2 separate regions of the Homo sapiens genome follow, and region 2 is linked to region 1. The links are chromatin contacts, found by Hi-C or POLR2A ChIA-PET in ENCODE. All regions are on one chromosome and are shown on one strand. Each heading gives the region's core, a stretch centred on a gene start or an enhancer-like site at or near the end of the contact. The rest is flanking DNA. Distances are from core to core; before and after follow the strand shown.

Region 1 (3,448 bases), core at 359-2,858:
ATTAATCATTTAATCGCTTAGTGGACACATTGAGATTTGTGACCAAATGACAGCAAAATGCACTGGGAACACACCTTGCTCACATTTTAGAGATCAGTGCTTTGTGTACGCCTGCCCGGCTCCACAGCACATACACTACAACTGGAGCTGTACTTCTTCATGGGATGTTTTTATCTCTCGTGGGCCTGTGTTGGATCATCAGGACACAAAGTTCTGTCCACAGAGGAGTAAGTAGCATCTTCTTTAAACTGTGTCCCACTTTGGGTTTCTTTATTTCTTTTTTTTTTTTTTTTGAGACAGTGTCTCGCTCTGTCACCCGGGCTGGAGTGCAATGGTGAGATCTCGGCTCGTTGGAACCTCCACCTGGGTTCAAGCTATTCTTCTGTCTCAGACTCCCGAGTAGCTGCGATTACAGGCATCTGCCACCACCCCCAACTCATTTTTGTATTTTTAGCAGACATGGGGTTTCATCATGTTGGCCAGGCTGGTCTCGAACCCCTGACCTCAGGTGATCCGCTCACCTCAGCCTCCCAGAGTGCTGGGATTACAGGTGTGAGCCACCACACCCGGCCCCTACTTTGGGCTTCTGATTTATCCCTCAGTGAACAAGCATCCCAGTCCATTTTTTGGGTCTGATCTCCTTGGCTGTGCTCCCCCTAATTTTTTAAAATTGTGGTGGAATACTTTTTTTTTTTTTTTTTGAGATGGAGTCTTGCTCTGTCACCCAGGCTGGAGTGCAGTGGCACCATCTCGGCTCACTGCAAGCTCTGCCTCCTGGGTTCACGCCATTCTCCTGCCTCAGCCTCCTGAGTAGTTGGAACTACAGGCGCCCGCCACCACGCCCAGGTAATTTTTGTAGTTTTTGGTAGAGACGGAGTTTCACTGTGTTAGCCAGGATGGTCCCGATCTCCTGACCTCGTGATCTGCCCTCCTCGGCCTCCCAAAGTGCTGGGATTACAGGCGTGAGTCACTGCACCTGGCCTTCTGTCTTTTTAAGACTGAATAATAGGTGCGGTGGCTGATGCCTGTAATCATAGCACTTTGGGAGGCCGAGGTGGGTGGATCACTCAAGGTTAGGAGTTCGAGACCAGACTGCTCAACATGGTGAAACCCTGTCTCTACTAAAAATACAAAATTAGCTGGGGGTGGTAGAGCACACCTCTAATTCCAGCTATTTGGGAGGCCAAAGCAGGAGAATCGCTTGAACCCAGTAGGTGGAGGTTGCAGTGAGCCAAGATCACACCACTGCACTCCAGCCTGGGCAACAGAACGAGACTCCGTCTCCAAAAAAAAAAAAAAAGATTGACCAATATTTGTTAGTGTGGAGCAGCTGCATTGGGTGTTTCCCTCATCTGTGGGTGGACACTTGGGTGGTTTCCACCTCTAGGCAATTGTGAATAGAGCTGCTGTGAACGTGGGCGTAAAAATCTCTTCAGACCCTGCTTTCAGCTCTTTCGCATGTGCCTGGCAGTGGAGTTGCTGATGACCTGGTGGTTGTGTGTTTCATCTTTTGTGGAACTGCTGGCAGCGGAGTTTCTGATGACGTGGTGGTTGTGTGTTTCATCTTTTGAGGAACCGCTGGCAGTGGAGTTGCTGATGACCTGGTGGTTGTGTGTTTCATCTTTTGAGGAACCGCTGGCAGCGGAGTTTCTGATGACCTGGTGGTTGTATGTTTCATCTTTTGAGGAACCGCTGGCAGCGGAGTTGCTGATGACCTGGTGGTTGTGTGTTTCATCTTTTGCGGAGCCGCTGGCAGTGGAGTTGCTGATGACCTGGTGGTTGTATGTTTCATGTTTTGAGGAGCCGCCAAGCTGTCTTCCACAGTGGCTGTGCCATTTTACTTTCCCACCAGTGGTGTGGGGGCTTCCAGTTTCTCCACGTCCTCACCATTACTCTGTTCTCTGTTTTTTTTTGATAGTAGCCATTTCAGTGGGTAGGAGGTAATATCTTACTGGGTTTTGATCTGCCTTTCCTGAAGATGGGTGGTGGGGTGTCTTTTTTCATGTGCTTAATAGGTCATTTGTGTATCTTCTTGGAGAAATGTCTTTTGCTCAGTTTTGAATCCTTGCAAAACTGTGTTTAAAGCAGCAGGTCTGAGTGTCATCTGTGAACCCCTGGGAGTCCTTGAGACCCTTTCAGGGGACCCTGAGGTCAAAACTATATTTATTTATTTTTCTTTTTCTTTCATTTTATTTTACTTTTGTGAGATACAGTCTCCCTCTGTTGCCCAGGCTGGAGTGCAATGGCGTGATCTCAGCTCACTTGCAACCTCCACCTCCCGGGTTCAAACGATTCTCCTGCCTCAGCCTCCCGAGTAGCTGAGATTACAGGCGCATGCCACCATGCCTGGCTAATTTTTGTATTTTAGTAGTGGCTAAATTTTGTGTTTCAGTTGGTCAGGCTGGTCTCGAACTCCTGACCTCAAATGATCCGACCGCCTTGGCCTCCCAAATCGAAACTATATTTATAATAACAGTAAGGCTGAGCCAGGCATTCACCATGCACTGGCATTTCGAATGCCACTTTACTTCATGTCTGTGCTGTAGTAGTAAGAACTGTAATTTAATTAAATCTTACACTTGTGTACAGATGTATTATTTATTTTTATTATTCGTAAGTTCTTTTTAAAAAACTTTATTAAAGTAATATTTATGTGCCATGAAATTGACCCATTTTAAGTGTACAGTTCCATGATTATATAAGCATATCCCTATGATAAAGTTTAATTTATAAGTTACGCACAGTAAGAGATTAACAACAATAGCCAATCATAAAATAGAGCAATTGTAATAAAAATGTGAATGTGATCTCTCAAAAGAGCTCACTTTACTGCACTCAGCCACTCAGCCATCTGATGACGTGGGATGAAATATGCTCGCATGATGACACGGAGGCCCTGCCACTTAGCATTGGGCCCCCCTTGACCTCCTGCCAATGCGTCAGAAGGAAGGTCACCTGCCCCCAGTGATCCTGGGTCACTGAGCCACAGTGAGCACAGCACCGCCGTACCCCCAACGGTTGTTGGCCAAGAGGGCTGCTAAGTGACTAGTGGGCAGTTAGCGTCGTGGACAGCTTGCATCTGCTGGACAAAGGGATGATTCGTGTCCCAGGTGGGGCAGAGGAGGTCGGCACAAGATTTCATCACGCTGCTCAGCACAGAACATCATTTAAAACTTAGGAATTATTTTTGGAATTTTCGATTTAGTATTTTCAGACGCAGGTAACTGAAACTGTGGAAAGCCAGAAAGCAGAGCTTCTGTGTGTGTCTCAGTACTCAGCGTGGTGGAGTGGCAGCGTGGGTAGAGCCCCTGCCGGCACCCAAGTCCAGCGGCCTCAAGGGGCAGCACGTGCAAGGCTGGAGCTGCGGCTGACCCTGTGCGCTCTCCGTGGAGCACACATTGATGAGAAAGACTGGCAGACATGCCAGGGAATGCAGATCCGGGTCCTG
Region 2 (3,190 bases), core at 59-2,558, 1.2 Mb after region 1:
CATGGTGAAACCCCATCTCTACTAAAAATACAAAACTTAGCCAGGCGTGGTGGTGCGCGCCTGTAGTCCCAGCTACTTGGGAGGCTGAGGCAGGAGAATCACTTGAACCAGAGAGGCAGAGGCTGCAGTGAGCCAAGATTGCGCCACTGTGCCCCAGAGTAAGACTCCACCAGAAAAAAAAAACAAAACAACAACAACAACAAAAAACAAGTTCTCGGGCGCAATGGCTCACGCCTGTAATTCCAGCATTTTGGGAGGCCAAGGCGTGTGGGTAATTTGAGGCCAGGAGTTTAAGACCAGCCTGGACAACATGGTGAAACCCCGTCTGTACTAAAGATACCAAAATTAGTCGGGCGTGGTGGCAGGCGCCTGTAGTCCCAGCTACTGGAGAGGCTGAGGCATGAGAATTGCTTGAACCCAGGAGGCAGAGGCTGCAGTGAGCCAAGACTGCACCACTGAGCACAGCGAGACGTTGTCTCAAAAAATATATCAGTAAAAATAAAAAAAGAAGTTCGTGTTGGGAGAAACTGAGAAAGTATAGCAGGGTTTCTCTGTATTTATTAATATATTTTTTTGAGACAGGGTCTTGCTGTGTCATCCTGGCTGGAATAGAGTGGCGTGATCTTGGCTCACTGCAACCTCCACCTCCTGGGCTCAAGTGATTTCTCTTGCCTCAGCCTCCCAAGTAGCTGGAACCAAAGGTGCACACAACTGTGCCCAGCTAATTTTTGCATTCTTTGTAGAGATGGGGTTTCACTATGTTGCCCGGGCTGGTCTTGAACTCCTGAGTTCAGGTGATCAACCCGCCTTGGCCTCCCACAGTGCTGGGATCACAGGTGTGAGCACCGTGCCCAGTATCTGTATAATTTCTTAAGAGCTGCACATGAGGCCACAACGATTTTAGTCAAGATTCCAATCAAACCATCTAAGTGCTGCTGTTCTTGCCTCTGAGGAGACAGTCGGCACACGCACCCTAGACTCGAGACGAGGAGACAGTCGGCACACACACACCCTAGACTCGGGACGTGGCATGATGCAGGGGAAGGAACGGTCACCTACGTGCTGCTGTTCTTGCCCGAGGAGCACACACAAACCCTAGACTCAGGACGTGGCATGATGCAGGAGAAGGAACGGTCACCTACGTGAACATCTTCCTCTTTCAACACCTCTCGGAAGGTTCTGTGTGTCCAGAGAGAGAGGGCAGCTCTCTGCCAGTCTGCAGAAGGAAGGTGCAAGGGTCTCCAGGAAAGGCTGGCTACGTCCTCCTCAGAAAGAGGCTGTCGGGCCTCTGAGAACAATCTGAACATGAGGAACTGAAACTGAAACAGAGAGTGACCCGGCCGTTTCTTCATTGCGCAAGTTTCACTGTGAGTGGCTGAGCAAATGCTCAGGTGGAAACAGACCATCAACAGCCCACACACACAACCCCACATTCAGAGGACCTCAGTCCAGCCCCTGGGAGGGCGCAATACACGACCCCACGTTCAGGGGACCTCAGTCCAGCCCCTGGGAGGGCACAACACACAACCCCACGTTTAGGGGACCTCAGTCCAGCCCTTGGGAGGGCACAACACACAACCCCACGTTCAGGGGACCTCAGTCCAGCCCCTGGGAGGGCACAACACACAACCCCACGTTCAGGGGACCTCAGTCCAGCCCCTGGAAGGGTGCAGAGCCCCTCAGCGATCATGGCTGTGCACAGTGCTCCAGGGAAGAGCCTATGTGCAGACCTTCCTGCCATCTGACTGCTTCCTTGAGCTAAATGTCTGGAAGCAGAATTGCAGGAACAAAACTGCCTCCCAGGGGTAGGGCTGGTTTGGTCCCGGGCAGTGAAACAGCCCATCTCTAGGCCTCTGCCAGGAATGGCGTTCCCACCAAAAATGCACACCAACTGGACAAGCCAGACACACTATTGGTGCTGCGTGACCGTGTCCATCTCTGCCCCCGAGGAGATGAGAGCCTCCCATGTTTATAACCAGCCTGCTCCAAGGACTGTCGTCCCTGCTCAGCATGCTGGGTGGGAACCACGCTGCCCTCTCCTAAGCTCAAACTCCATGTTTTCTTTAAAAACTTGGCACCAGGGACAAAGTTCCTCAGAGGAAATAACTGGAAATACGTGCACCCTGGATCCTCAGGGGCTGCTCCCAGATTCTGACTTAATTTATCTGGAAAGGGGCCAGGAATCTATAGTTTCAAAAGCTTCTCAGTTGATTCTAATGTGAAGCCTGAAGTTGAAAACCATTATTTATTTATTTTTTTTTTTTTTTGAGGTGGAGTCTCGCTCTGTTGCCCAGGCTGGAGTGCAGTGGTGCAGTCTCGGCTCACTGCAACCTTTGCCTCCCTGGTTCAAGCGATTCTCCTGCCTCAGCCTCCCAAGTAGCTGGGATTACAGGCGTGCGCCACCACGCCTGGCTAATTTTTGTATTTTTAGTAGAGACCAGGTTTCACCATGTTGGCCAGGCTGGTCTCGATCTCTTGACCTCATGATCTGCCCGCCTCGGCCTCCCAAAGTGTTGGGATTACAGGCATGAGCCACCACGCCCAGCCTGAAAACCACTATTTTATACACGAGACGTTCATTAAAATCCTATAAAAGGACAACACTGGTTTGCAGTGCCATTTCACCTTTACTTTTGACATTCAGGGTTTCCAATGCTCATCTTTAAATTCCTTTGTCTGGGCCGGGCACCAGCGGCTCACGCCTGTAATCCCAGCACTTTGGGAGGCCAAGGCGGGTGGATCACTTGAGGTCAGGAGTTCGAAAACAGCCTGGCCAACATGGTGAAACCCTATCTCTACTAAAAAACATACAAAACAATTAGCCGGGTATGGTGGCACGTGCCTGTAATCCCAGCAACTTGGGAAGCTAAGGCAGGAGAACTGCCTGAACCCGGGAGGTGGAGGTTGCAGTGGGCCGAGATCGCACCACTGCACTCCAGCCTGGGCGACAGAGCAAGACTCCATCTCAAAAAAAAAAAAAAATTCCTTTGTCTGAACAATGTAAGGAACATTTACTAGATGAGAGGAATAAGAATTCTTCTTTCCAGGGAAAGATACTTATTATGAATACTGATCTTTTAATTCATCTATCCTATAAATGCCAACATCTATTTCATTACAATTACAGACTTGTAGTTGTCTTCATACAACTTCACTTTACACTCAGAGAACACAAGGAAAGGCAGCACTC

The links. Hi-C counts contacts between places; a loop is a spot of excess contacts on that map. ChIA-PET counts read pairs that join two places held with the same protein, here RNA polymerase II (POLR2A). Pooled maps may share reads with other maps.
Region 2: a loop to region 1 is called in a pooled map, with 3 times the contacts of the local background. The contact joins two enhancer-like sites. A Hi-C loop is called at or near these places in 2 of 50 pooled maps. POLR2A ChIA-PET finds 5 or more read pairs at or near these places in 2 of 52 experiments (activated B cell and activated naive CD4-positive, alpha-beta T cell).

What each region holds. Positions count from the first base shown.
Region 1 is chr16:88,590,288-88,593,735 of GRCh38, forward strand. All of the region lies in intron 3 of ZC3H18 (zinc finger CCCH-type containing 18), which reads left to right. Among named protein-coding and RNA genes, the nearest start is that of ZC3H18, 22 kb to the left of the region's middle. RefSeq lists an enhancer at 1,424-1,673. Within about 2 kb of position 1,609, at least 4 of the 41 ENCODE cell types and tissues checked have a DNase peak (open chromatin) inside an H3K27ac peak, as active enhancers do.
Region 2 is chr16:89,763,748-89,766,937 of GRCh38, forward strand. FANCA (FA complementation group A) reads right to left here. Exons shown (of 43, transcript NM_000135.4): 28 at 1,143-1,319. Among named protein-coding and RNA genes, the nearest start is that of ZNF276, 44 kb to the left of the region's middle. RefSeq lists enhancers at 1,223-1,332, 1,493-1,562. Within about 2 kb of position 1,309, at least 14 of the 41 ENCODE cell types and tissues checked have a DNase peak (open chromatin) inside an H3K27ac peak, as active enhancers do.